Regions from separate parts of the Homo sapiens genome. Here region 2 is linked to region 1. A link is a loop called in an ENCODE intact Hi-C map of the cell type or tissue named here. Cell type or tissue: heart right ventricle. All regions are shown on one strand. Each heading gives the region's core, and the rest is flanking DNA. Links, peaks and the distances in the headings are about the cores only. Region 1 overlaps RGMA (repulsive guidance molecule BMP co-receptor a). Region 2 holds the start of LINC01581 (long intergenic non-protein coding RNA 1581).

Region 1 (15,329 bases), core at 474-5,473:
CAGGCTCTGCTGGAGGCCAGACAGTGACAGCGTCAGTGTCTGTGGCCAAGTCAGTCTCAGAACTCGGGCCAGACTGGGGTATTGTGGTCCCCCGGTGAGAACGTCGGTGGCTGGCTTCAGGCACCTTTGGCCTGCCCCCGCCTGTCTGTCAGGCCTCCGTTACTCAGGTGTGTTTGTTCACTCATTGATGGAGCAAACACTTAACAGACGTTGCATCTGTGCCAGCCTCTGAGCTAGTTGTTGCCCTCCCTCCCAGAAGCTCCCAGGCTAGTGAAGAGCAAAGACCAGCAAAGGGGAGCTGGCGATGGAGGCTGGGGCAGCAGGATGTTGAAGGCCATTGGGAGCCTTGGCTCTGTCCAGAGAACTGGGGAGCCCATCCACCAAGCTCGCCCCTGAAGCACAGCGCAAGTTTCCGGATGGAGGAACAGAGGAGTCGACATCCAAAGCAGGCGGAGTGGGAGAGCAGCCTGGTGTCTGCAGGGAGCAGGGAAAGGCAAGGGACTTTCATCTCCAAGATGATGAGGCCTCTGGGTTTCTGTGACCACCTCGACTACCACCAACAGAGCCCTCTGGGCCTGCCAGACTCTACCACCCACTGGAACCCACTCCCCTTTCCCCTCTCAGGCAGCCAGAGACTCCATCTGTCCCTGCACACCTGCCCTTGAGGGCCTCTCCTCAGGCTTCCCAGAGTGTGTCCAGCCCCTGCCTGGCCTGACCCTGACCTTGCAGCTATGAGATTTGCCTTCCTGTGCAGAAGCTCCGTGTGCAAGCTGTGTGTGCATGAAGCTGCCCCCAAACACCCGGGCATCACTAGGGGCCTTTATTTGTTTCTCATGATACTGGCAGTATCAGCCAATCAGCCAATCCCTCTGTTCTTGTGGACGATCAAGATCTAGTGTTTTCTACGTGGACATTTTAGCCAGTGTCTTACCCCCGTGGGACAGCCTTCTGTGCCCAGCCTCCTGCTCCATCACCCTCTTCCCATCTGTGCTGCTGATACCCATTTTACAGACAAAGAAACTGAGACTCAGGAGAGGACAGGAACTCAAGTCCTGCGCCTTCCCCTTCCTTTCCCCGCTGGTTAGTTTTCCCCATAGCACTTGCCAGCCTGTCCCTCTGCATGATTCATTTGCTTAGTCTGCGACCCCCTGAAGCATAGGGATCTTCTCCCTCGTGTACCCCGAGCCCCCAGCACCAGGCCTGGCATGGAGGTGGTGCTCCGTAGATAGTAGCTGATGCAGCCTGGGCTCTGCCTCGTGCCCGGTGCAGTGGAAAGGGCCAGGACCCCTTCAGAAGGGGGAGCAGCAGAGACAGGAGCGGCAGCCCGCCCGTGGCTGTGTTGGCAGCGAGCCGCCAGCTTTCGACAGGCCCCCTTCATGCTGTTACTTGCGGTTGAGTCCCTGGCACCGGTGCCAAGAAGAGTCAAGCAGCCTGTCAGCCTTCCAGGAGGCTGTCTCTGCGAGAGATGGTGGTTAGAGCGAAACCAGCCTTTCCTGTTCCAGGGAGACTGATGGCACTTGGAAAGCAGGACGCCGCCCCCCCCCACCCCCAGTGTCTGTGTGGCCCTGCACACCAGGCAGGGACACCAGAGTCCCCCATCCTCCCCCCATGGCAGGACCACCCACGGCCCAGACCACCCTGGCTGGCCCACCTCCGGCACCCCCAGGCGGCCTCCCCACCGAGGTGGGCTGGCCAGTGGGTGGAAAGAAGGAAGAAGTAGGAGGCTGAACCGTATGAAGTTGCCGTTTCCATAGGTCAGGAATGGTAGAGTAGCAGCAATCTCATCAGGTTCGAGGCTTAGGGCTCCATGCTGGATGGAGAGGCTGCAGCCGCAGCCACCTTTGACATCCCACGGCAAATGGGAAGTGTGCCGTGTCCTGCGGCCAGGCTGGGACCCCTGTAGGAAGGGATGCGAGGAAATCGAGTCCGGTCCTCAAGGAACTGTGCGCTTGGGGTCCTCCTGGTGCTGCTGCATGGACTCCCGCAGAGCCCCGACCCTCCGCAGCCTCCATCAGGCACAGAAAGCACAGCGCCGGGTGCCCAAGATGAACGGGCTCATGAGAAGACCGCCATTTCTTGTAAAGTCCTCCAGCAGCCTGCCCCTCGTTCAGCTCCTCCCAGCCTTGCCTGACTAACACATTTTCCTTCTTCAGAAGCCTTGGCCTAGGGTCTCCCTCTGTTCTTCCGGGGGTTCCACACCCCTCAGGCTACCAGTTCTCCCCACCTCATCATCCCGAAATCTTATGCCAATATGGGGAACCCACAAAGCCACAGCAACACGGCCAGGGGCACCTCTAGTGGCTCTGAATACCCCACTGGCTTGTATTACCTAGAAGGTTCTGGAACCCCTTTCCAGGCCTCAGGCCTCTTAGCACCTGGTCCTGAGGCCATGACCCTGGGCCAGCCCGCCCCAAACAGGCCACTCTGCTGCACCCCTGGCCTCCGGGCCCCAGAGAACAGGATGGCCTCATGCTGCATTCCTGGCCAGACCCCACCTTCCACCTTCCTGCGACTCTCCTGCCTGAGCTGAGGTCCTTCTGTGGTTTCCCTGCCTGCCCTTCCCCATCAGAGCAGCTTGTTATTTCCTGTTGCTTTCTAGCACCTCGCACTGTGCCCTCGCCACACATCTGCTGTTAGGCCAGAAACTCCCTTGGCACGCGGCGGCATTGCCCTCTACCCAGAGAGCCGGCAGGCAGTCCTCATGCCTCCCCCAAGTGCCCAGGCAGAGAACGGCTGTGCATGTCATCAGCAGCTCCCCCTTGCTCAGACCCCTTCAGCCTGCAGACCCTCTGAGGCCAGGTTGGGGTGGGATCCCCTGGGAGCTCTGTCAGCCAGCCAGCTAGCTGGCCACACCCTCTCCTGGGTGGGGAGGGATGAGCCCTGACCTACAGAGGGGTGAGGGGTTGGGGCTTAGTGGTGGGGGTAGTTGCCGGGCCTGGGAGAGGGTAGTGCAGCAGATAAAGGTGGGATTTTAGCAGGAGGTCCCAAAAGGCCTGGGTGCCACCTTGTCCCCTTTGCCCCACCTCCCTTCGTGGCTTCAGGCTGGGAGTCCAGGTTCCAGCTGCCCTTGGTCCAGGGGGACCAAGGCACCCAGAGCTCCCATGGCAAAACAGCTGACACCTGGGAAAGGAGTGGAAGAAGGGGTGGTTTTTTCTCTCCCAGTTTCTCTGTTTCCAACCCAGAAACCTGCTTAGGGTTAGGGAGGAAAGAACAGCCAGACGCCACCCAGGACGCGGACGGCAGAGGAAACTCACCTGCTCCCCTGGCCACCGGCCCTCCTCCTCTCAGGCCTCCCACCCTATGGGCTTGTGGCCAAGAGAGCCCAGAGTCTGGAAACGCAGAGTCTAATCCCAGCTCTGCCTCTTGCTGGCTGTGTGACCTTAGGCAAGTTACTGCCTCTCTCTGAGCCTACATTTTCTCATCCGGAAAATTGAGAGTAATGTCACCGACCCTTGCAGTGTCACACGAGACTGGAAGTAATACATGCAGTGCTTAGCATGCTGTATGCAGCCAATGCCTCTGTGTCTGGCTCTCAGGAGAACAGTGCCACCCAGCCAGCTGCTGCTCCAGCAGCTCAGTCCAGCCCCTCACCCCTGGCCACAGGCTCCAGCAGAAAGGAGCCTCCCTGCTCCAGCCCCGGCCAAGGCTGCCCGTTCAGCCTGGAACCTCCATCTCCCTTTTACCGACCAGCACCTTGCTCCTTTCCTGTTCCCCTCCTCCATGACCCAGCTTGGGGACCCCTTTCAGCAGCCTTGGGACAGTGGCTTCTGCTTGCCTCTGCCTGCTTGCATGGATTTTGCCCTATTCATTCTTTCTTTGAGCATCATTTCCCTCCATTCCACCTGCTGTAATGTTCAGACATTTGCTTGGGTCCTTTGTCAGGAATTGTGCTCCAGTACCACTGTCATTATGCAAGATGATGTTTGCAAACCATATTCATTTCCTATCGCCACTGTAGCAAATTAGCATAAACTGAGTGGTTCAAACCAACAGAAATGTTTTATAATTGTGGAGGCCGGAAGTTGGGAATATGTCTCGTGGGGATAAAATCAAGGTATCAGCAGGGCTGGTCCTGGAGACTCCAGGGGAGAATCCATTCATTGCCATTTCCAGCTTTTGGTGGTTGCCAGCATCCCTTGGTTTGTGGCCACATCATTCGAATCTCTGCCTTGTTGAGCACATCACCTTCTCCTCTGTCCTAGTTAGTCAAATCTCCCTCTGCCTCCTTCTTATAAAGATACTTGTGATTCCATCTAGGGCCCACCCAGGTAATCCAGAATAATCTCTTCATCTCAGTGTTCTTAACCTAATCATATCTGCAGGGTCCCTTTTGCCATCTAAGGGAACATTCCCAAGTTACAGGGATTAGGGCATGTTCTTCTTGGGAGCCATTATTCAGCCTACCACACTGGGCTTTTGACCTTTTATTTTTAATTATCTATGCTTTTATTTTTCTGGTTCACTTCCCTATATAGTAAAAGAGCTAGTTTTCTACTTAGGGTAGTGGTCTAACATTTTTCTAAGTCACTTTTTAAAGTAAAAAGGGCAAGTTGTTTTCATTGAAAGAATGTGAAGTGCACAGCTGCGCAGGTGGAACTGATCTGTCCAACCTGGAGAAGGGAGTGTCTGGGGCATCCCTGGGGATCCTTCCTGCCCTCCTCTCAGTCTAGAGCATCTTAAGTGTGGGGCTGTGCCTCCTCCCACTGTGCCTCACCCACTCTCCTCTGCCCCTTTCCCCGGCAGCTCACCATCATCTTCAAGAACTTCCAGGAGTGTGTGGACCAGAAGGTGTACCAGGCTGAGATGGACGAGCTCCCGGCCGCCTTCGTGGATGGCTCTAAGAACGGTGGGGACAAGCACGGGGCCAACAGCCTGAAGATCACTGAGAAGGTGTCAGGCCAGCACGTGGAGATCCAGGCCAAGTACATCGGCACCACCATCGTGGTGCGCCAGGTGGGCCGCTACCTGACCTTTGCCGTCCGCATGCCAGAGGAAGTGGTCAATGCTGTGGAGGACTGGGACAGCCAGGGTCTCTACCTCTGCCTGCGGGGCTGCCCCCTCAACCAGCAGATCGACTTCCAGGCCTTCCACACCAATGCTGAGGGCACCGGTGCCCGCAGGCTGGCAGCCGCCAGCCCTGCACCCACAGCCCCCGAGACCTTCCCATACGAGACAGCCGTGGCCAAGTGCAAGGAGAAGCTGCCGGTGGAGGACCTGTACTACCAGGCCTGCGTCTTCGACCTCCTCACCACGGGCGACGTGAACTTCACACTGGCCGCCTACTACGCGTTGGAGGATGTCAAGATGCTCCACTCCAACAAAGACAAACTGCACCTGTATGAGAGGACTCGGGACCTGCCAGGCAGGGCGGCTGCGGGGCTGCCCCTGGCCCCCCGGCCCCTCCTGGGCGCCCTCGTCCCGCTCCTGGCCCTGCTCCCTGTGTTCTGCTAGACGCGTAGATGTGGAGGGAGGCGCGGGCTCCGTCCTCTCGGCTTCCCCATGTGTGGGCTGGGACCGCCCACGGGGTGCAGATCTCCTGGCGTGTCCACCATGGCCCCGCAGAACGCCAGGGACCGCCTGCTGCCAAGGGCTCAGGCACGGACCCCTCCCCTTCTAGTGCACGTGACAAGGTTGTGGTGACTGGTGCCATGATGTTTGACAGTAGAGCTGTGTGAGAGGGAGAGCAGCTCCCCTCGCCCCGCCCCTGCAGTGTGAATGTGTGAAACATCCCCTCAGGCTGAAGCCCCCCACCCCCACCAGAGACACACTGGGAACCGTCAGAGTCAGCTCCTTCCCCCTCGCAATGCACTGAAAGGCCCGGCCGACTGCTGCTCGCCGATCCGTGGGGCCCCCTGTGCCCGCCACACGCACGCACACACTCTTACACGAGAGCACACTCGATCCCCCTAGGCCAGCGGGGACACCCCAGCCACACAGGGAGGCATCCTTGGGGCTTGGCCCCAGGCAGGGCAACCCCGGGGCGCTGCTTGGCACCTTAGCAGACTGCTGGAACCTTTTGGCCAGTAGGTCGTGCCCGCCTGGTGCCTTCTGGCCTGTGGCCTCCCTGCCCATGTTCACCTGGCTGCTGTGGGTACCAGTGCAGGTCCCGGTTTTCAGGCACCTGCTCAGCTGCCCGTCTCTGGCCTGGGCCCCTGCCCCTTCCACCCTGTGCTTAGAAAGTCGAAGTGCTTGGTTCTAAATGTCTAAACAGAGAAGAGATCCTTGACTTCTGTTCCTCTCTCTCCTGCAGATGCAAGAGCTCCTGGGCAGGGGTGCCTGGGCCCCAGGGTGTGGCAGGAGACCCAGTGGATGGGGCCAGCTGGCCTGCCCTGATCCTCTGCTTCCTCCTCACAACCCCAAGAGCCCCCAGCCCGGTCCATCCACGTCTGGAGTCTGGGGAGAGGAGCAGGGTCTTAGGACTCTCAGCTCTGAGCATCCCTGGCAGGGTCTTCAACCTCTAATCTCTTCCCTTAAGCCCTGTGGCCACACAGCCAGGAGAGACTTGCCGCTGGCTCCCGCCTCATTTCAGCCCAGGGTGCTCATCCAGGGGCCCAGAACAGTCCCACCTGTGCTGCTGTGCCCACAGCACAAAGCCAGGCTTCACTCCCAAAAGTGCAGCCAGGCCCTGGAGGGTGATCCTGCCAGCAGCCCTACAGCTCCACACCCTACCCACCCATCGGCAGCCCCTCTGCTGTTCCCCAGGGACCTCTCATACACTGGCCAGGAGGCTGCAGAACGTGTGTCTCCCCCTCCCTCCAAGAGGTCCTGCTCCCTCTGCCAGAACCGTGTGTGGGCGGGTGGGAGGGCGCTCGGGGCCCGGCCCCTCCCTCTCCCTGCTGGTTTTAGTTGGTCCCTATGTTGGAAGTAAAAAGTGAAGCACTTTATTTTGGTTGTGTTTGCTCACGTTCTGCTTGGAAGTGGGGACCCCTCACTGCGTCCACGTGTCTGCGACCTGTGTGGAGTGTCACCGCGTGTACATACTGTAAATTATTTATTAATGGCTAAATGCAAGTAAAGTTTGGTTTTTTTGTTATTTTCTTTTAGACGTGTTGGAGTTTGTTTTCTGAACAGACTTTGGCTCCCTTGAGGCGGGTGGAGGATGGACTTTGGTGGTGGGATCCCCTGCAGCAAGTGTGTGTGTGTGCGCGCATGTGTGTGTGCGCGCATGTGTGTATGCATGCCTGTGTGTGTGCGTGCCTGTGTGCGTGCATGTACGCATGTGTGCGCATGCCTGTGTGTGCGCCCATGCCTATGTGTGTGCATGTAGGCATGTGTGTGCGCATGTGTATGTGCGTGAGAATGGTGTGAAGGCGGATAGAAGATGCAGCAGTTTAACAGCCACCACACATTGCTTTTGTAAAGTCACTTTTCCTCCTCACGATGAGCTGTCTTTGGAGCTTGGCAGGCCCAGATCCTCTTGTTCTAGTGACAGTGGAACACAGTCAGGGAGACAGGTGACTATGTGGTGGAGAGACATATGGTGCCCTCTGGGATGAGATGGGTGGGATAGCCTGAGATCTGGGATGACTCCCTCTCAGCCACTGCTATCAGCCTGGAGCCCCAGCTGTTGGGACTGCCTGCCACCCTCCCTGCCAGTGCCCATCTTCTCATAGCCCGGGCGGAGCAGTGGTGCTGCAGGAGGCTGCTGTCCACGTCACTGTGGGACCAGGTTTATTGGCAGCTGTGATCACATTTCATCTGTACAAACTACCCAGTGAATCAGGAAGAAATTCAGGCCCATTTTGCCGATGAAACAGACTCTGAGATTAACTGACTTGCCTAGGGCTCCTTAGCAACGGGAAGGACAACCTGTGCACCTAGGTTAGTATTGTCCTGAAGCCCCTTCTCTTCAAACTAAATGCCATGAGGCAGAATAGCAGCACAGTTAAGCCAGCCTACATCCTGGCTTCTCCACCTCCCCAGCAGTGTGACCATGGGCAAGTCACTTCACCTCTCTGAGCCTGCATGCTGTTCTCTGGAAGATGGGGGGGTGCCTGTCCCATACAGTTGTTTGGAGAGTCAGGAGTTCATTCCTGTAAATTGCTTAGGAGAGGGCGGGGCACACATGGCTTGTCTGGTCGTGGGGAGGGAGGGGGTGGTATTATCCCAAAGCAAGATAAATCAGTTAAGGGGAGAAGGAAAGGGGCGATACAGACCCTGGACTCTTGGGAGAGGTGAACCTGCAGGCTAGCAAGGGGAGGAGTCCCAAGAGTGGCCAAGTTCATTAATCCCAGGCAGACCAGGAAGGCTGAAGAAAAAGGAGAACTTTATTTTATTTTTGAAATGGAGTCTGGCGTCTTGCTCTGTCGCCAGGCTGGAGTGCAGTGGCACCATCCCAGCTCACTGCAGCCCCTGCCTCCCAGGTTCAAGCAATTCTCCTGCCTCAGCCTCCCAAGTAGCTGGGACTACAGGCACACACCACCACGCCTGGCTAATTTTTTGTATTTTAGTAGAGATGGTGTTTCACCATGTTGACCAGTATGGTCTTGATCTCCTGACCTCGTGATCCGCCTGCCTTGGCCTCCCAAAGTGTTGGGATTACAGGCGTGAGCCACCACCGTGCCCGGCCAAAAAAGGAGAACGTTCTAAAGCCCTGTTCTTGCAGGGCTCCCAGAGAGAACACGGGAGTTGGGTTTGGGAGGCAGGAACCAGACTGGAAAGGACAAAACGTACCCAGCATCTTCCCTGGCGGCCGGAACCGTCACTACAGGCCCCGTGCCCTTAGCAGTCCCAGGGACAGAGCGACTCAGGGAGGCAGCAAGGAGGAGCGGAGCCATTGGTGCTCGTCCGGCACAGAGAACAGTTCCTGAGAAGCCAGGGCACACAGAAGAAAAAGAAAAAAGAAATCTCTACTAGACGAAAATGCTAAATGGCACTAGCCACAAAGTATTCTTGGTTTGGAATTTTTTTTCCAGGACCCTAAATGTAACCGGCTGGAATTCTTTCCCAAGTGCCATGCTACTTACTACTGGTTGCCCTCACGAGCATGGAAATGCCGTCGTGAATATGGAACACAGCATCCTGAGCTAAAAGATTCCCAAGAAGCAGCTTCATCTTGCAGGACGGGCTAGGTTGGGAGCCTCTGGAGGTTCCTGGCTGCCAGCTCCGCGGAGGCCTGCGGCCTGGAGGTAAATGCATTAGCACACGGAGGTGGGCGCCTCTCCCCGCCCCATCCTGTCTCACTGATGTGTTGCCGAGAACTGGAGTTCTTGTTTAGCTAACCAGAATGTGCAAGGCTATAGGACAGGAGAGAAATGGCCTTTAAAACAAATGAATGAGAGTCACGATGAAGGGGGCAGACGGGGGGGTGAAAATCATTACCAGAACACTTGGGCAGAGACCCGTCAGAGCCAGGCAGGAGACAGTCATCAGAGCTGTGCCAGCAAGTGGCATGGAGCAGGGGTGGCACTTGGGCTCGGGCTGCAGGCAAACTTGGCGTCAAAACTGGCTCAACCCGTCGCGAGCTGTGTGGTCTCCTTGGGATTTTTTGAGCCTTAGATTCCTTATTTGTAAAATGGATTTGTGAGTCTCCACCTCCCGAGGTCAGTATGGAAATCCAGTGAGCTAACACTCGTCAATGGCCTCGCACATGGCCCTGGCACCACGCATGGAGGCCGCCAAAAGTGGCCGCCTCCTCTCTGCAATTGCATTTATTTATCCATTTGATAACTCTATTGGGTGTCTACCCAGCATTGTTCAGGGGGGTGTGAGGGGCTACCGCAATGACCCAGACAGACTGCTGTGCATTCTTATTGGAAAGACAAGGCAATAAACCACAGTTACAAAACCCAGGGTCCCATGGTAACGAGCTCCACAGAGAAAAGGGAAGTGGGCCAGAGGTTCCGAGAGACACACATTTTGGATTGCAGGAGGGTGAGAAGGGGCATTCATCTGTGGTGGGGTTAAGGGGAGGCCTCCGACTAGCTCACCTGCATGAATTTCAGGAACAAGCCATGCAGAGCCGGACAGAGCATTCTGTGCAGAGAAAACAGTGTAACAGCCCTAGAGCAGCAGCAGCAAAGGGGGAGTTTAAGGGATGGTGGGAAGCCACTGTCACTGGACAGTAGCAAGTGGACAGACCAGGGGTCCCAGGTGAGGCCACAGAGCAGCCAAAGTACTGCAGGGCTCTCCGGCTCCGGGAGGACTTGATGTTTGACTCCAGTTGCCAGAGGAAGCCGTTCACGGGCTTTGAGTGTAGGAATGATGTGTCCGACTTGGGTCTTTTTATTGTTCTTTTTTAGAGACAGGGTCTCACTCTGTCACCCAGGCTGGAGTGCAGCGGCACAATCACAGCTCACTGCAGCCTCCACTTCCTGGGCTCAAGCAATCCTCCCACTTCAGCCACTCAAGTAGCTGGGATTACAGGTGCCTGCCGTCACACCCGGCTAATTGTTAAATTTTTTTGGAGAGACAGGATCTTGCTGTTTTCCCAGGCTGATCTTGAACTCCTGGGCTCAAGCGAGACGTCTGTTTCAGCCTCCCAAAGTGCTGGGATAACAGGTGTGAGCCACTGGGCCTGCCTTGGCTTGGGTATTAAAGGAATTGTTCTAGTTACTATATGGAGGTGACTTGGGGCCGCTGGGGAAGAAAGAGGAAGTCAGGAGCCAGTCTGAGGCAGTGGCAATGCAGCGATTATCAGAAATAATGGGCTCAATGATAGACTGGATAAAGAAAATGTGGCACATATACGCCATGGAGTACTATGCAGCCATAAAAAGGGATGAGTTCATGTCCTTTGCAGGGACATGGATGAAGCTGGAAACCATCATTCTCAGCAAACTAACACAAGAACAGAAAACCAAACACCGCATGTTCTCACTCGTAAGTGGGAGTTGAACAATGAGAACACATGGACACAGGGAAGGGAACATCACACACTGGGGCCTGTCAGTGGGTGGGGGGCTGGGGGAGGGAGAGCATCAGGAGAAATACCCAATGTAGATGATGACGGGTTCATAGGTGCAGCAAACCACCATGGCACGTGTATACCTATGTAACAAACTTGTGCGTTCTGCACGTGTACCCCATAACTGAAAGTATAATCATAATTTTAAGAAAAGAAATGATGGCCTTTGGGGTCTAATAAGAAGGTGGGGCTGACAGGGCTTGGGGAGAGAGCGAGCTTGACAGGAGACCACGATGTCTTCCCCAGGGGTCTGAGCACCTGGGGAAATGGTGGTGCCATTTACCATGACTGGAAAGATCATGGGAGGAGCAGGTTTGGGACACTGAAGGCCCGAGAGCCCCTGGCAAACCACCAGTGTAAGTCCAAGAGTCCAAAAGCTGAAGAACTTGGAGTCCAATGTTTGAGGGTAAAAAACAGCCAGCATGAGAAAAAGATGAAGGCCAGAAGACTCGTCCAGTCTAGCCCTTCCACATTCCTCTGCCCGCTTTTATCCTAGCCTCGCTGGCAGGTGATTAGATGGTGCCCACCCAGGTTAAGCGTGGGTCTCTGTCTCCCAGTTCACTGACTCAAATGTTAATTTCCTTTGGCGACAGCCTCACAGACACACCCAGGAACGATACTTTGCATCCTCCAATCCAATCAAGTTGGCACTCAATATTAAACAGTTTCGGCCGGGAGCGGTGGCTCACGCCTGTAATCCCAGCACTTTGGGAGGCCAAAGCGGGCAGATCACTAAGTCAGGAGATCGAGACCATCCTGGCTAACACGGTGAAACCCCATCTCTACTAAAAATACAAAAAATTAGCCAGGCGTGGTGGTGGGCGCCTGTAGTCCCAGCTACTCGGGAGGCTGAGGCAAGAGAGTGGCGTGAACCCGGGAGGCAGAACTTGCAGCAAGCAGAGATCGCACCACTGCACTCCAGCCTCCAGCCTGGGCGACAGAGCAAGACACCGTCTCAAAAAAAAAAAAAAAACAACTAACAGTTTCGTTCATTAAGGCAATGTCCATGGGGCAGCTCCTGCATGCCACGCCACCCCTGCCCTGACATACTCCCAGGCTGACCAGCCAGAACTGGGGAGAGGGCATCTTGAAGAAACAGTCCACCCTCCGCCCTCGCATACCTGTGTCTCCCAGCAGACAAGACACACAAGGGCAGGGACTGCACTTTCCTGTGTGCAAATCTCAGGTATGGTCCAGAAATCACATCTCTTTGGTCTGATTGGCCTTACTTACCAAACCCTTGAAACAATGGAAAGAAGCTTGCTGCAATGGGAAGACCCCTGCCCCCCAAACCCTCTAACCAGGAGTCTACAGACCTCATTCCGTGGAAGTTCCCATTGTCCCCTGGGAAACCACCACCTTCTGAATCGGCACAGCCAAGGCCCCCAACCCTGCTATCAACAGCTTTCCTTAGCCACCTTCCCCATCCTGCAGGGCTTTTCAACATTTCGACTTTTTAATCCTTCCCTCCCTAAGATATAGACATGGTGTTAGTAGCAGAACCCTGAAGGCAAAGGAACAGAAACTAACACTCTCAGAAAGTCCTAGCAGGATGGTCTGAATTAATAGACAGCTGCAGGCAGCCAGTGTGCAAGGCACGCTCGTAATGTCAGTGGCGTTCCGGAATGAGGGCTGTGATCCCAGGCAGCCCAGATCCCAAGGCGAAAACATTCATGTCGCCCAGCATCACCCTGTCCTTGCCCAGGGTGACCCTGAGACGGCACTTGGATTCTTCCACATCTGAACTCAAACCTGCTCCCTCAGCTCTCCCCAGCAGGAATTGGAGCCCTCTCCAGGCCGTTCAGCCAAAGCAGAATGTGTCTGGCCAAGCAGATCTGCCCAGAGAAGAACAAAGACGTGTTCAGACACTGTCTGGGGAATTGGTTTTGAGCTCACTCTGAGCTCCATCTGTGCAACAAGGCCAGCGTCAGCTGTTACAGAGAAGGGGCTTGTGGCAGTTTATTACCCTGGTGAGCTGGCTCGGGGCCATGCTGACCGCAGGACTGTAAAGGACATAAGGCAGTTGGCAATATGGGAAGCAGCAGTCCCCAAAGCACCCCGTCAAGGAAACGATGCAAGAGCTCTGTCCACTGGACCAGCCCCACCCTACCCCGCCACGCCCTGGCCTAGGGGGAGGGACCTTGTGTTTCACGGGCCTGGATGGCCAGGGATGGACAGTGGCATGGGCACAGACACACCCAGACCGAAGGAAGGGCCCGGGCTCCAGAACCAGACCCGATCCAGGCTCCCAGCTCTGTCACCTACTGGCTGCATGAAAAGGGTGGGTTTTCCTTGTTTTGCAGCCTCAGCTATCTCAGCTGTGAGGGAACAATGACGCCACCTCCCTCACGTGGCGGTCCTGAAGATGAAATGTAATGCATGCAGCGCGGCGGCCGGCCCACCGTGTGCTCTTAGTAACTGGCCGCTGTTCTCTTCAGCCCTCCCGTTACTGACCACCTCGAGGGCACCGTTCCTCCAAGCTGACCATTTCCTGCCAGTCACCCACTGCCCAGCTCGCCCAGCCATGGAGTGGGCTCTGGTCCACGTGCATGGTGAGCTGCCATCTTTGTCGTCCTCTGGACACCACGTCTACCTCCTTGGGAAATAGAAACGAGTCCTGCATTGCTTTGTCAAATTTCACAAAAACCCTAGAAAGCAGATATTGCCCTGGTTTACAGACGGACAGACAGAAGCAAAGAGAAGCCAACTGACCCACTCCAGGTTACAAGCAGGGTCTGGTAGGAGAGCACGCGTCCACCCCACCGCTCACTGCGCCCACCTACTCCTCGCTTGAGGGCAGAGAACGAGCTGGGGCGGGGCGCTCCAGGGGGCACAGGCAGCCTGTGTTCAAGGCATGCTCGTGAGCCCCACAGCAGGGGCGGAGTCAAACCAGGGCTCTGGTTCTGGGGTGAGCAGAGGGTGGGGCCAGGCCCCCACTGGGAGGCTGACTGAGGAGGGGCTCAAAGGGCAGGCAGGCTCCATCAGAGCGGTTTGATGAGCAGGGCCGCTGAGTGGCCCTCAGGTCAAGGCTGGGGCCGGGACCACCAGGGACCAGGTCTGCGGGGCCAGGGGTCCCTCCCCAGGGTGGAGCAGGAAAACTCCGGCAACCGCCTTCTTGAGTGGACTTGACCTTCCCTTTCTCTGCTAATGATCTCAGATTAATCCCTTAAGGCAAGTGCCCCAGGGTGGGTGTTGGTTGCATAAAACAAGAGGAGTCCTTCTTCCCTTCCTTCCTGGCACAAACATTTGTAGGCCACCCCCGATGTGGCTGGTCGTAGTCTGGATTTGGGGGCACATTCAGGCATTCAACAAATACGTCATGAGGCCCCGTGATGAGCTGGGGGGCTATGCTTGATGTCGGCAGTACAGCTGTGGTCGCTCGAATGAATGTGCCCGCCCTCACGGGACTGACCTCTAGTGGTGAGAGACAGACACTAACCGAGTCACATGTGTGATTACACGTGTAATCATACTTACATATGTAACAACACGAGTTACACGTGCAGTGTGGGGAGGGGGCCCTTCACGGTGACCAGCCCATCAGGGAAGGGGATGCGGGTGGCAGAAGGAAGCGGCACACCCTTGTCCTCACGGAGCTCACAGGAGGTTCTCTGACCCTCATCTTAAGCCACAGGCTGTGTCTGAGCCTCACTGCCCTAGCTATCAACTGGGTGCAGGACTAGGCCTTAATCACTGGGCAGCGGGAAGAACTACATAAGCTCATACTGGCGCAAAGCCCCTTGGGAGACCGCAGGGAAAGCCATTGCATGAGGTGGTGACAGGCTCGGCCTTCAGAGTCGGGCTAGAATCTGAGTTCTGACAATGATCCCCGCCTTGACCCATCTCTCCTCAGGCCGCCCTGAGCCTTCCAGTTAGGCCTGGGCTTTGGGCTTCCGTGTTTGTCTCTGGATTGTTCGGTTTTAGCAAGAGTCCTGCTAAATTGGTCTTGCTGGAATCCTCCGCCCTCCACATCTGATTGCCCTTCCTGTCTGATCGTGGTCTTCATGCCCCACGGCCTCCAGGGGACGTCTGATCACCTGGCCTGCCTTCAGCAAGAATCCCCCCAGGTGTTTCCTCTTAAGAGGTTTTCCATCCACTGAGCCCACCCTGCTCCTTGGCCATCAATTCCCACTTGCCTGTACTGTATTCAGAGGGGACCCCAATCTCTCTTCCCAGCTGCAGCGGTCCCTGTCCAACACTGCCCCCCACCTCAAATAAAGTCTTTCTTACTGTCTTTAACATATGCCGTCAATAAAGTTTTAGCAGATCCAATTCCCTGCTCTGTGATCTTAGGCAAGTTACCTAACGTGTCTGGGCCTCAGGATCCTCAGCTGAAAAATGAGATAAATGCCACTCCATAGGATTGTCGGGAGACTAAATGAAAAAAAAAAATAATGCAACAAAGCAACAGGCCCAGAGCCTG
Region 2 (15,329 bases), core at 6,593-11,592, 1.1 Mb before region 1:
TTAATGGTTCAAAATATTTTGTTGCACTTAAAAATTGTATTCAAATTTTATATTACTTAGATAATTTGTTCTGTAGTTCTCCTTTTAATAATTTTCTGTTCCCTAATATGGCCGGTTTTTATAAATTTTTCATGGAGACATAGAAAAAGTTATATTGTCTGCTATGCACTATCATTGTGTTATTTCTCTTTCATAGCCAGTGCTTTTTCTGTTTATTTCTCTTTTTATTTATATCCTGTAGACATTGGCTCAAGTATTGTGATGTTTTTGTAACTTGGTACTTAAAGACTCATGTTCAACATACTTGTGCTATATACTAAATAGCTTATCATTATAAAATGTACTTGTATGTACTTGTTTACTTTTTCTTATCTGATAATAGTATTGAGATTCTTTCTTCCTTTCATTTATTTTTTTAAGCCTTCACTTACATGGAGTGTCCACTTATTGTTATGTTTTCAACATTTCTCATTTGTTTTAATTTACCTAAGTTATATTTATTTTATTTTATTTATTTTTTTGAGACACAGTCTTTCTGTCACCCAGGCTAGAGTGCAGTGGCACGATCTCGGCTCACTGCAGCCTCCACCTCCCAGGTTCAAGCAATTCTCCTGCCTCAGCCTCTCAAGTAGCTGGGACTACAGGCACGCGCTACCAGGCCTGGCTAATTTTTTTGTATTTTTAGTGGAGACAGGGTTTCACCATGGCTGGTCTTTAACTCCTGACCTCAAGTGATCCTCCCGCCTCCGCCTCCCAAAGTGCTGGGATTACAAGTATGAGCCACCACGCCTGACCTTTTAATTTCTTATTTTTATATATATCGGGATATAAGCGCAGATTTCTTACATGCATCTATTGTGTAGTGGTGAAGTCTGGGCTTTTACTGTACCCATAACTCAAATAGTGAACTTTGTACCCAGTAGGTAATTTTCCAATGTCCCACCTTTCTGAGTCTCCAAGGTCTATTATTCCACCCTGTAGGTCCATTTGCACCCATTGTTTAGCTTCCACTTATAAGTGAGAACATGCAGCATTTGACTCACTGTTTCTGAGTTATTCAGTTAAGATCATGGCCACCATGTCCACACATATTGCTGCAAAAGACCTGATTTCATTCTTATTCATGACTGAATAGTATTCCTTGATGTAACACATTTTCTTTATCCAGTCAACCGCTGATTGACACTTGGTCTGATTTCATGACTTTGCTATTGTGAATAGTGCTGCAATAAATATATGCATGCAGGTATCTTTTTGTTGTAGTGATTTCTTTCTCTTTGGGTAGATGCCAGTAGTGTAATTGTTGGGTCAAATGGTAGTTCTATTTTTAGTTACTTGAGAAATTTCTATACTGTTTTCCATTAAGGTTGTAGTAATTTCCATTTCCACCAACAGCGTATAAGAGTTTTCTTTTCTCCACATTCTTGCTAACATCTATTGTTTTTTGACCTTTAATAATGGCCTGACTGGTGTAAGATGATATCTCATTATGGTTTTAATTTGCATTTCCCTGATGATTAGTAATGTTCAGCATTTTTTCATATGTTTGTTGGCTGTTTATCTTTCTTTGAAAAATGTCTGTTAATGTCTTTTGCCCACATTTGCATGGAGTTATTTGGGTTTTTTGCTGAGTTGTTTGAGTTCTTTGTAGATCCTGGATATTAGCCCTTTGTCGGATGCTTAGTTTGCAAATATTTGTCCTCATCTGTAGGTTGTTTGTTCTGTTGATTATTTCTTTTCTTTTGCCCTGCAGAAGCTTTTTAGCTTAATTAAGTCCCATCTGTCTATTTTTTTTTTTTTGGTTGTGTTTCCTTTTGAATAAATTATTTGCTTAGGCCAATGTCCAGAAGACTTTTTTCCTAGGTTTTCTTCTATGGTCTTTATAGTTTCATGTGTTACTTTTAGGTCTTTAATCCATCTTGAATTATTTTTTGTGTATGGTGAGAAGTACAAGTCCAGTTTCATTCTTCCATATGTGGCTATCCAATTATCCCAGCATCATTTATTGAATAAGGTGTCCTTTCTCCAGCATATATTTTTGTTTACTTTGTCCAAGACCAGTTGGTTGTACATATGTGGCTTTATTTCTGGTTCTCTAGTCTGTTCCACTGATACATGTTTCTGTTTTTATGCCAGTACTGTTTTGGCTACTATAGCCTTGTGGTATAATTTGAAGTCAGGTAATGTGATACCTTGAACTTTTTTTTCTTCCTTGAATTGCTTTGGCTGTTCAGGCTTTGTTTTGGTCTAATATGAATTTTAGAAATTTTTTCTAATTCTGTGAAAATTATGTTGGCAATTCAATAGAAATTATGTCAAATCTTTAGATTGCTTTGGGCAGTATGGTCATCTTAATGATATGGATTTTTCTAATTTATGAATATGTGATCTTTTTCCATTAGTTTGTGTCATCCACAACTTCTTTCATCAGTGTTTCGGAGTGCTCCTTGTAGAGATCTTTCGCATCCTTGGTTAATACATTCTATTTTTTATTGTAGCTATTATAAATGGGATTGCTTTGTTGAGTCAGTCCTCAACTAGATTGTTATTGGTGTATAAAAATGCTACTGATTCCTGTACATTGATTTTGTATATTGAAACTTTGCTGAATTCATTTATGAAATCTAAGTATTTTTTGGCAGAGTGTTTAGGGTTGTCTAGATATAAGATCATTAAGATGGAAATTTTGAAGATATCTAAAATGAATGAAAATGAGATCTTAACATACCCAGATCTGTGATATAGCAAAAGCAGTGTTAAAAGGTAAATTCATACCATTCAATACCTACATCATAAAAGTAGAAAGATCACAAATTTACGACTTAATGTTGAACCTCAAGAATCTAGAAAACAAGAACAAACCAAATCCAAAGTTAGCACAATAAAAGAAATGACAAAGATCAGATCAGAACTAAATGAAATAGAGATTTATAAAACAGTACAAAAGATCAATGAAACAAAAAGTTGAGGTCATTCGAAAAGATAAACAAAACTGATAAACCACTAGCCAGACTAACCAAGAAAAGAAAAGAGAAGATCCAATAAATACAATCAGAGATGAAAAAGGTAATATTACAACTCATACGACAGAAATACAAAAGATCATCAGAGACTATTATGAACAACTATGTGTTCACAAACTAGAAAACCTAGCAGAAATGGATACATTCCTGGAAACATACAACCTCCTGAGATTGAAGCAGAAAGAAATAAAACTCCTGCACAGACCAATACTGAGTAGCAAGATTGAATTAGTAATAAAAAAATCTCCCAACAAAATAAAAGCCCAGGACCAGATGGATTCACAGCTGAATTCTACAAAACAAACAGATAAGAGATAATACCAATCCTTTTGAAACTATTCAAAGAAATTGAAGAAGAGAGAATTCTCCCTATCTCATTCCACAAGACTAGTATCACCCTACACCAAACCCAGACAAGGACACCACATCCAAAAAACCACAGAACTACAGATCAATATCCCTGATGAACATAGACCCAAAATCCTCATCCAAATACTAGCAAATTAAATCCAACAGCATATCAAAAATATAATACACCGTGATCATGTGGGAATTATCCCAGGGATGTAAGGATTGTTCAACATATGAAAATTAATAAATGTGATCCATCACATAAACAGAATTAAGGACAAATACCGTATGATCATTTTGATATATGCAGAAACCACCATTCAATAAAATTTAGCATCCTTCACCATAAAAATCCTCAACAAGCTAGGTATAGAAGAAACATACTTCAATATAATAAAGGCAATATACAATAAATCCACAGCCAATATTATGCTTAATGGGGAAAAGTTGAAAGCATTTGAGAACTAGAACAAGATAAAGATGCTTATTTTTCACCATTCTTATTCAACATAGTACTAGAATCCTCACCAGAACAATCAGGCAAGAGAAGGAAATAAAAGGCATCCAAATTGGAAAAGAGGAAATCAAATTATCCATGTTCACTGATATGATCTTGTACAATTTAATTAATTTGGTTTTAATTGTAGATGAAATCTGAAGAATTGTAAAAACTGTTCAACAAACTTTTATTTAATGATTTAATAGATATTCTTGATCTGAATAAAAGAAGATAGTGATTATAAATTTTTATAAATGTTATATAGAAAATAACAGCAATGAGATACATTTAGAGGATAAGTTACATTCTTAAATGTTTTCATTCTTATCAGGACAGAATGAAATGCAATGAATTAGGTAATCATCACAAGTGCTTCCCCAAACCTGCAGAGTAAATGTAAGGAAAGCGGGATGAAGGAAATGGTAAAGATAATGGCAGAATTTTGAATTGTTAGATGGTTTAAGGGTGAAGCGCATAGGCTCTGAGGCGGGCTGCTTGCCTTGAAGCTCATCTGTATTGTCTGCTCTTGGGAAAATTACTTTTGCTACCTAATGGCTGCGTACCTCAGTTTCCTCATCTATAATATGGGGATGAAAATAGTACCTAGCACATAGAAATCTCTTGAGAATTATATGTTATTCTTTTTATTAGGTTAAGAGTTCTTTGAAAAAAATTATAAGAAGAGGATAAAAACACAAATATGTTTGTTGACAAACGAGAAAAAGTATAATAACATATGGAAAAGTTTCTTTTAATTAAAGGCATAATTTTTAAACAAAATTAATGTAACTTTATCAAGAAAACGATCCTACATAGAGCAATGAAAGTTGAAAAACAGTTGAAAATTTTGTCAAAATATTATCTGTAATAAAGTTTTCCATCTAACTGCTCCTCCCCATACTTCCCTGCTCTCGTATCTGCAAAATATTGCCTTGTTTGTACATTTCCTTCACATTTGCTGCCTCACTGCCCTCACAGACATTTTGGCAGTCAGGCAAGTAAGTATATTTCTCATTTTACTAAGAAGAAAGCAGAGGATCGAAAAATTAAATAATTTGTCAACTATCACACAGCTGAGAAATCTCTGAGCCTGGACTGTTTGAGATCTTAACATATTGCTTTCAGTAGAACAATACCAATTTAGACTTGAATTGTCATAAAAGGTTAAGTTTATGTTTTAAATGCTGTGTGTAAGGAAGGCAGCAAAATGCACATACCACCTTGGAAAAATCTTAGGTAAAAGTTTATAAGCATTTAACACGTGCAGTGTTAACTGAACTAATCTGGGACAATTCAGTTACTGGAAGCTATTCAAGTTTAACTTCATCCAATAATATTTTCAGGGAGAGGGGCTGAATGGTTAACTTAGATTTCTGACAGTTACAAATTATACTTAATTGACTTAAAACTCTGATTCACTAGGCCTATCACTTCATGTTTGTTGGATAAGGTAAATTAAATAATTCTCAGTTATTTTAGACCAGTAGAAAATGTTGTAGCTGTACTCTTAAGTTGTAGTGAGAAATCAACTCAGACCTGGTGTAAAATCTGGGTTAGGAAGATGTTCGTTATGTTTTACTCTTTTGATTTTTATGTAAGACCATTTTTGCCTTTAAAGTCTTATGTGTTTCTCATTCTCTACTTCTCAGTGTTCTGACTTGCCTAAATCAAGCAAAAGTTTCTGCATCTACAAAACCAAGCAAGCCCCAACCATGTTTACATTCTTTTCTGCATATTTCTTTGCCCAGCAGCACCTCAGCACCGAAGAGTGTTCAAGAGTAAACATCATTCTTTATATAGACTCCAAGAAGAGGTAACCCAAGCAAATATCATGTGACTAGAAGTCTTTGAAAGCTAATATTTAGTGACCTCTTGTGTTCTTCACTTTCAAAATATTTGTCTCTGGAAATAATGTGAGAACCAGTTTGTCAAGGGGAAGTCAAAGTGGACAAAACTCAATTCTCAAATATTTCCCTCTATGGGTACCTAAGTAGGGGCTGTGAGTTGAAGAGATCAAAGAGGCTACCTATAGCACCTGTGGTTCTTTTGCAAAGAACAAAGACTGTAATCCGAGATTCAAACTCTATACCTCAGTCACATTTGGTAGAGGAAGAAAACCTTAGGGTTTTAGTTTGGGGAATTTTAGAGGAGATAAAATTATGTGACATCAAGGCAAAAGTACACATTGCCAAATTTAATTAAAATTTTGGTATTTAAGTTCAATATTTTAAAAGTAAAAAGAAACCTTTTGATAATAATAAAAATAGATACTTGCTGTCAGACTTGTTTTTCAGACAGTGAAATGTTGACTGTTGACTGTTTAAACAAAGCACAAACATTACATTTACATCAAAATTTAAATAACTTTTTACAATGGATGATAGAATAAGTTTAATAGAACACATTCTTTAAAGCAAATTAAAGATTCATTAAAGGATTATTCAAATCTGCTTAGATGGTTGACAAATTCAAAATTACAACCAGATACAGACAGATGGTCAATTATTTGAATTGCAAACTGAATTCAAACCCATTTATATTATTATTCCCAACAATAAAGAACAAATGTTACTTACATTTTTGAGAGGAGAGTTAAAATTATCTTCCCAGACTTAATACAAGTTTAAAAATTAAAAATAAATCCAATCTAAATACATAGTTATTATTACCACTAGAAATATAAATCATTAACTAGTACTTTGTAACCCAATAATTCACAATAATTCATTCACTCAACTGATCTTTAATGAGCACCTACTATATGTCAGGTTCAGTGCAAGGGGCATGGGTAGAGTGTTGAACAAAGAAGATAAAGTCCATTTTCTCCTGGAGTTGGGAGTCTAGTTGGGGAGGAACAAATACGCAGAGAGCCACAAGACAGAGAGTTAAATGCTATGATGCGAGAAGGACTGAGTTTACCGAGGGGTACCCAACCCATCCTGTAGAGTCAGAGAAGTGGCAGACTAGTGAACTGTTTGGGTCTATGGGTTGTCAGGAGGTAACCAAGTGAAGGGAAAATGTTTCCATGCCTTATGTACTTTGCAAGGGCTAAAACCAGCCTCACCATTAAGTGAGCTCTGTGAATTAGTAAAAAGGCCTTCTCTTAGTGAGGAGCTTGGTGCTGATGCACTATGGCTCTGCTTTTGACCAAGAGGCTTATTTAGATTTAAGCAAGAAGAGAGGGTGCAAAGAGAGATGTAGTTGGGTCCCCAAATGCCTGGAGTTAGAGGGATCTGTATCCTCAAAGGCTCCTCTCCAGGCATGGAAAGTAGGCTGTATTCCAGATGTTCATGTTCAAAGGGGCTTGGAGAATTCTGTCTGATTTGTAATGAGATGATGGTAACAAAGAAGCACATTTATCTTGGCTTCAGTGAAACTCAACAAAAAGAGTCTATTGAACAGGTGCAGCCAGCAACTGGGAGACGTGAAGCATTGATTGTAGGGAGAAGGTAGAAAGCTCTAGACTGTATAGAAAGGAGATTATCAAGAGCTGTACAAATACCCTTGTAACAATAACCTTACAAGGGTTCAGTGGATTCCTCTGTCTAGCCCAGAAAAAGTCAGCAACCAAGGATCATTTAAGAGCCCTTGGGAATCCTTAGTGGGCCTGGGGAAGGAAGAGAAGATGGGACAAATCAGAGGGAAGCTGCTCAACTTTGTTCTGTTTTAGTTGTGTTTTTGCTTACGCTTCACTGAGCAAAAGCTGATTTGGCTTTAAAAATTTTTGAAAGCCTCAGATGCAGTTGTCCAGACATATCTCTTAGCTTGGTTATGTAGTAGCTGTGAATCGTTGGGGAATGTAACCTCTCTGTGCTTAGTGTTCTCTTGTGAGAATTTAGATAATAATGCCTACCTTAATGGGATTGTTGTGAGCATTATATGCACAAAGCCATGTAAATTGTTTCACAAAGGCCAGGAACGCTACCAGGTGTGGTTGTGTAGATTGGGCACCGTAAAACTCTGTGAGTAGTCTGTCTGAAGGTGCCTTGCTGAATTCTGAAGTTCAAAATCTGCGTATCTGTATATGTTGGCTCTGGCAGGCATGTAGGAAGAAGGTGATATCTGGTACCCATTGTGAGGATGACAGGCAGAAACCTGTTATAAGAGTAGAGTAAACATAGAGAAAAGATAGAAGACAGCTATAATTGGATGGTAGGTAGTAAAATGATGGCCGGGGCACAACCCATCCACACCAATACTGAGCTAGGCAAAAAATTAACCCAGGCCTCATGGGTTGGTGTATCTGAGCCCAGCTCGAGAATGATATAGGACAGAGCTGTTCTGGCAATGTTATATACTCAGAGGCCTCAGTGCTTGCTTCTAGGTAAACTTCTGCTAATCTTCCCTTGGGGAAAGGTGTGACACCTTTTTTGCTCTTGTTTTTTTGCTCTTGTTGCACAGGCTGGAGTGCAGTGGTGCAATTTCATCTCACTGCAACTTCTCCTGCCTCAGTCTCCCAGGTTCAAGCAATTCTTCTGCCTCAGTCTCCAGATTAGCTGGGATTACAGGTGCCTGCCACCACATCCAGTTAATTTTTGTATTTTTAGTAGAGATGAGGTTTCACCATGTTGGCCAGGCTGGTCTTGAACTCCTGACCTCAGGTGATCCACCTGCCTCGGCCTCCCAATGCGCTGGGATTAGAGGCGTGATCCACTGCGCCCTGCCAATATGAATGATTTTCATGGAGCTTTGAAACCCTAATAGACAAGGGTTCTATGGAATTGAAAGCTGGAACAGTGGCATTTTTGACGTTGTCGGGGAAACCCAGACATGAAAGGTGACCCTTCTGAATCCAGTGTCAGCAGACTAGCATGGCTGTCCAGATCACAGGTATCAGAAAGCCACTACCATCATGAGCACTTTGTGGTTTACACTGGCAGGTTACCAAGGCCACTGGTAGCAGATGCATTAGGTCTTTGCCTAATGACCTGGCTTCTTTTGCAGGAATCAGCAAACTTTCTCTTGCAAAGTTTCTATTTCAACAAATTATTTCACTCCCAGAACAAGTTCACAATGAGAGTGAGGGGAAAAGATTAAAAGTAAGGAAATTTTCAACAGAGATTACACTCACAGTCTATTTTCCATGTATTTGGATTAAAGAAAATGCATTTACAATTAATCTGAGATGGTAGAAGAAATAAGATATATGTGTTGCTTCAATCACAGCTCAGTTTTCCTCCCAATATTACCTTCCACTTTACTGGGCTTTCCCACAAAAAATTAGAAATGAAACATCACTCTTGTGGAGGTACTGATACTTTGAATTGGTGTGTGCCTGTGTTTAAAATGCCAACCAGCAGTGATCATTTGAAGGTAAGCGTGACCTGAGATTGTAAGACCTTGAAGAGCAGAATCTTCACAAGGTTGGTCTTTAAAAAAAGAAATAATCATTTTGTTTTTGTTGCCACGAAATGACCTTGAATTTGATCCAGTTTAATACCTTTAAAGATATGAAAATATAAGATCCAGGAATGGGAAGTAATTTCTGTAAAGTTTGGACATAAGACCTGCTGGAAGACAATCTTGCATGGGTATTTTGCATTTTTGCACATCTTGTGAGAAGAAACATTGAGTGTCTTCATTTTGTACTATCATTGAAAGGATGTTTGTTCAGCCTTAGAAGAAAGAGATAGTAACTTTTTGCAAGCAAAGGACACACATGCTTACGCCTCATTATAAAAAATTTAGATATCTTCAGCTCAGGGTTTCTTTCCTGTGATAAGGGCACCTTATGTGCATGAAGCTATCTGGTCTTGTTTGCACTGCCCCATGGGACTTGGTGGACAAGGGAAACTGATGCAAATAATGCTGCTGATGATGATGCTTGCTGTGCTGTGAGTTAAATAGTCTTTTGTCTCTGACCCAGGAGTCTTGTGTTTTCTACCAACATCCATGAAACTGTGCAGGCTAATTTGTTAGCTTTCAAGTAGGATAAAATCTCAGACCCTTCACAATTATTGATCGGAGTAAAGGCCTAGAGCAGGAATTCTTATTCATGACTGGCGCTGTGGTGTTCGCTATTTGATATGAGGTTTGCAAATTGGTGTTTTTACTGAAGAATCTTTTCTACGAGTGAAACATGCCCACCCCCAAAATACACAGGAACGTTCAAACCTCAAACAGGACATAGATTATGTGATTCTATGGAGAAATTAAGATATTTTCAAACTCATCCTAGTGTCTTAGGTTGCAAACCAAGAAAGAAATGGAAATCCTGGTAATGTTTCTAGGATTTCCTCATCAGAACTGAAGTCAGGAGCCTGTGCCTCTTCATCTTCCTTCATACCAACAGCACTGGTATACTTTATTTCTATGGAGAGAGTCTATGGTTTATTTCTCTTTTCCCCATCCCACCACCAAGAACTCATTCTCATGTATATTCAATTCAAATTCTTTTAAGGTCACTTTTGCTAATAAGAACATATTTATCGCCTCCATTGTTCCACCTAGCAGTGTTCATTCTGGGTTTTTCTTCATTTTCATTGTTGACCCAGTGCTGCTGCCACCACCATTGCTGCCCTGAGTAAGAAATCTCCTCCTCCTGATTGCTATTCTCCTGAGCACACCTGTCATAAATCCTGTGGACTTCATTTGCCTTTGATCCTCTCTGACTTCCTGCTTGGTATTCAGAGCAGCAGAAAGGATGCCTTTCTATTTCATCACCTTCATCCTGTCTGCTCAAATAGGAACGCACCCTTTTATCAACATGCCTCACAGCTTGCCCCGACTCTGTCACTTCAGGGAAGAGATCTGACTGGTGACAGAATAAGGAAATCAGAGCTGCTGGGCTGAGAAAAACAAGAGCTCTTGAGGTGACTGTAAGGATCTTCTAGGAATAATGAGGGAAGATTGGATTGTGCACAGGCTACTCTAGTCCTTGGCATTCAAGAAACATCTTAGTCAGGGAACATGCACCCGCCCAGGCTAATAAACACTTAAGTGTCGGTTTCAAGGACAGACAATAATTCAGGCTCTTGTACCCAAAAGCAAAATCATACTGATGATCATTAGTTTTGGAATTTCTTCCTCTCTTTCAAATCCATTTTTGAACAAGTGCACACTTTTAACTTTTCTGTATGCCCTGGCTCTCTTAAGAGCCATGAACATTTAATAAACAGAGAGAAAACTCAGGATTGCAGATGATGTTAGGGCATGGTCACAGACACCTCAAAATAGATTTTTACATGAGCCAGGAATATTCCATGGGAAACAAAGGCAGCTACTTTTTTATGTCTGGTAGTAATTTTATTCATTTTACATGTAACTTTTCTTTCCAAAAAAATATATCACTCTCCTTGCCAAAAAGAATGGATAATCCTTTTGGAGAGAAAAGTTACAAGCAAAATGTGATTTTACATGTGTACATTAAATATATATATTTATATATATATTTATATATATTAATATATATTTATATATATTTTTTATATATTTATTTATATATATTTATATATATTTTATATTTATATTTATTTATATATATTTACATATATTTATATATATTTATTTATATATATATATACACACACACACACACATACACACACACCTTACTGTTATCTCCTTTTGCAAAAAGGAAGTTCAGTAGATGTTGCTATCCTGGACAACACCACAAGGTGCAGTTAAGAGTTTTCCAGGGTATCCCTGACCAAGTATATTGAGGGACATTTTGCTTGCTCCTTAAGGGAACCCCCACTTTCTTTTTTATTCAATAGATAGAATGTTTCTGGGAAAGCATGGCAATAGAATCCCCCAAGGATTGCACACAGAAACACCCCTGAAGACACAGGCCTCCTAGAACTGCAGATTATCCTGTTGAGACCAGATCCTCTGAGATTCTCACTACAACTCAACTGCCTGAGCTGCCCATAACTTGTAGGTAGCCAACCCTGCTCCACAGGGCCACAGTTCTATGCTACATCCTTTCTGCTTCCAGTTATAACACCATCACACACATCAGGATCATCCTGCAATATGTACATTGATGCTTACCTAGAAGGTCCAGCCCTTCCTCTTCCCCCGTGCCTTCCTCCCAGCAAAAGAAGTATGTAAGAATTTTGAGTTTTTGTATTATTCCTTTCTCATGCTGCTATAAAGACATATCTGAGACTGGGTAATTTATAAAGGAAAGAAAGGTTTAATGGACTCAGTTCCACATGGTTCGGGAGGCCTCACAATCATGGTGGAAGGTGAAGGAGGAGCAAAGGCAGGTCTTACATGGTGGCAGGCAAGAGAGCGTGTGCAGGGGAGCTCCCTTTTATAAAACCATCAGATCTCATGAGACTTATTCACTATCATGAGAACCCCACAGGAAAGACCACCCTCATGATTCAATTACCTCCCACTGGGTTCCTCCAACAACACATGGGGATTATGGGAGCTACAATTCAAGATGAGATTTGGGTGGGGATACAGCCAAACCATATTAGGGATGCTCCCATTATCTGTCTTCCTATCCTCCATCTTCAACACACACAGACACACACACGTGCATGCACACACACACACACACACACAGTGTGCTATTGAATTCCAGGCATTCAGAGGACAAGGCTGAGGTTATTCAGGACCCTGGTGCATAGACTGTGCTTGTGATTTATGGCTTCTCTTCCTCACACTTCCTGGTTAAAACCTCTTATACACCATCTTACGGAATCTTCTGTTTGGAAAGAAATGCAAACAGTTATGATTTATTTTATTTATTCCACTCTTTCCAGATGAGGAATGGTTTAAGCTGCATCTCATGTGATCTCAGGGGACACAGCATCATCTCTAGAAGTTCATTTAAAGAAAGGGGATTATGTTGGAATTACCTACTTTGTTAGAGCCCTTGAGCTGGAATCCTATCATGTCACAAACAATGCTGAAGGAATGTGCAAACTTCAAGAAATTAATCCCTAAGAGATGGTCTGCATTTCATCCAGATAACCTCAAAATTTATACCTAAGGCACCCAGGAACATGGGGCAGTATCAGTTTTTGTTTTTTTTTAATAAAGAAATTCTCCCTTGGCTTAACCCAGTCTCTTCCACCACCAAACACCATTTCTCCTGTTCTAGACATCCTGGCAATAGAGAATGACAGGTCTGCCTTCTCTTCTTAGAAGTCATTGAGCTTGTGAAGCAGGGCCTTTTCTCTCTTTGTGCAATTCCAATTCTTCCCTTGATTACCATACCATGGGCATGAGCTCCATGCCCAGTATTTGGCGTCTGGATCCATTTCCTAGAGATTGACAGTGTCTCTAGTGTCAGGGAGAGGAGTTCATCACAAAGAAACTCTGCTGGAGACTTTAGATTTGATTCACAGGCAAAAGAAAGAAAAAAAGAAGAAAGAAAGAAAGAGAGAAAGAAAGAAAGAAAGAGAAAAAAGAAGGAAGGAAGGAAGGAAGGAAAGAAAGAAAGAAAGAAAGAAAGAAAGAAAGAAAGAAAGAAAGAAAGAAAGAAAGAAAGAAAGGAGGGAAGGAGGGAAGGAAGGAAGGAAGGGAGGGAGGGAGGGAGGGAGGGAGGGAGTGGGAATTTCAACAGCAACTCTTAGAACCATTCCAAAAAAAAGCCTCCTCAGATAAATTATGCACAGTTAGTCCCCTAAGTGTACACACAAGGCATCTCTGTGAACTGTGCCTTTTCAGCTTCCGTCCTACTTGCATGCATGCCTGCTAATGGAAATCAATATTGCAATTAAATTGAGGAAGGGCACCTTCCCTCTAATCCTGTCAGCAATCATAGAACTTTGTTTATTCACTAGTTTTTCTTCTTGATTCCTCTTTTGTATTCATGTATAATGATGATTAAAGGGGTTTCTGCCTGCCCCACTGATGGTCATGCTTTACACTAGACTACCTTTCTTTCTTCTTATAGTTTATCCTTTAAGATCCTATTCACTCATTATCCTTTGCCTCATGTTATTCGCCCAGCAGACAATATTTTGCTTGAACACTTCTATTGATAGAAGATTCCCTGGTTCCTTATGGTGTGTTTTCACTATATTCTTAGAAAGATTCCTATATGTTCAGCCATATTTAGACTTCCCTATATTTTATGCATATCGATTCTGATTCTACTCTTCTTGTTTCATAGGTTTATTTGTTCTGGAACCAATAGCACAGCTTTGTGTTGATTATGGTTTTATTTCCTTCATTAGATTCGGCTACTTTTGCACCTCAGAAGATTATAACCAAGAGTCAAATGAATTGGCTCTTTGGTTTCTCCCTAATCCATGTCATTGGCAAGTTTGCTCATCGTAAAGTCAACTTATTTATTTCATCATGAATAAAAATGCTGATCAAAGCCAGTCTGAAAGCCGAATTGGGGGTAGGTTTGGAGTTGTTCAGCATTGATGGAATCCAGTGAGAATGAATGTTCATTACACAGAGACACCTATAATGAGAGTTAAAGAAATATGCTAATCATAGTGGTGTGACAGCATCTAAGGGAATGAGACTTCTGAGTGAGTGACCCTGGAATAATGGAAGGAAGCCTCTTTTACATGATTTCATAAATAGTTAAGTGGAAATTATCCAAATCGGCAGCACACCAGTTAGATTCTGGGAGGCATTTGTTTGATGATTCTTAAAGCCATATTAACATAACTGAAACCTAGCACTTCCCAGAGTGTACTTAATGGATTTCAATACAAATTCTTTGCAAAAAAACAAAAACAAAAAAATCAGCCAAAATTTTGGAAAGGGCTGGCTTAGGCAAAGTTAAGCAGGTTTCTTTCATTTTTAGACTTCTTAAAGTTTAAATAGAGAGTTTTGACAAGTAAGTTTCTTTTTTTTTTTTTTTTTTTTTTTTTTTTTTTTTTTTTTTTTGAGACGGAGTCTCGCTCTGTCGCCCAGGCCGGACTGCGGACTGCAGTGGCGCAATCTCGGCTCACTGCAAGCTCCGCTTCCCGGGTTCACGCCATTCTCCTGCCTCAGCCTCCCGAGTAGCTGGGACTACAGGCGCCCGCCACCGCGCCCGGCTAATTTTTTGTATTTTTAGTAGAGACGGGGTTTCACCTTGTTAGCCAGGATGGTCTCGATCTCCTGACCTCGTGATCCACCCGCCTCGGCCTCCCAAAGTGCTGGGATTACAGGCGTGAGCCACCGCGCCCGGCCGACAAGTAAGTTTCTTAATGGTGTATAATTTGTGTAACATTTCTTAAATTTATTTGCTGAAAGGACTTATTTTTTTCTTGGAATGATTTGAAGGGTTATTGTTCTCTTGGGAAATTCTACACTAATCAGGGTGGGACTAGGGTGAGGCAAGTGAGGCGCTAGCACCTGCACAACGTGAGAGCAAGCACCTCCTTAAATTGCACACCCTGGGTGCTTCATGGCTTGTACTAGTCCCAAACCTGGCTCTAAACCATGGGCAGTGGCACAGGCTAGCCAGGGAGAGACTTCTGAGTTTACGCGTGAAGCTATACCACAACATGTCTGCCGCAACCAGCCAGCTACCCAAACATTTCCTGAAC

Evidence for each region. Peaks named below come from ENCODE experiments on the same cell type or tissue, not always from the same donor. Only the 100,000 strongest peaks of a DNase experiment are listed, where the experiment ranks them.
Region 2: it touches region 1 in a loop (5-fold over the local background); 19 of 110 quality-filtered maps call a loop at or near these places.

The regions. Positions count from the first base shown.
Region 1 is chr15:93,035,120-93,050,448 of GRCh38, reverse strand. It overlaps RGMA (repulsive guidance molecule BMP co-receptor a), which reads left to right. Exons shown (of 4, transcript NM_020211.3): 4 at 4,744-15,178. The coding sequence ends at 5,451. Among named protein-coding and RNA genes, the nearest start is that of RGMA, 46 kb to the left of the region's middle. RefSeq lists enhancers at 9,773-9,942, 14,119-14,258. In heart right ventricle, for the core only: no CTCF peak of the experiment used is centred there; no DNase peak of the experiment used is centred there.
Region 2 is chr15:94,101,253-94,116,581 of GRCh38, reverse strand. It overlaps LINC01581 (long intergenic non-protein coding RNA 1581), which reads left to right and starts at 8,644. Exons shown (of 9, transcript NR_120320.1): 1 at 8,644-8,703. In heart right ventricle, for the core only: no CTCF peak of the experiment used is centred there; no DNase peak of the experiment used is centred there; H3K27me3 peaks cover 765 bases.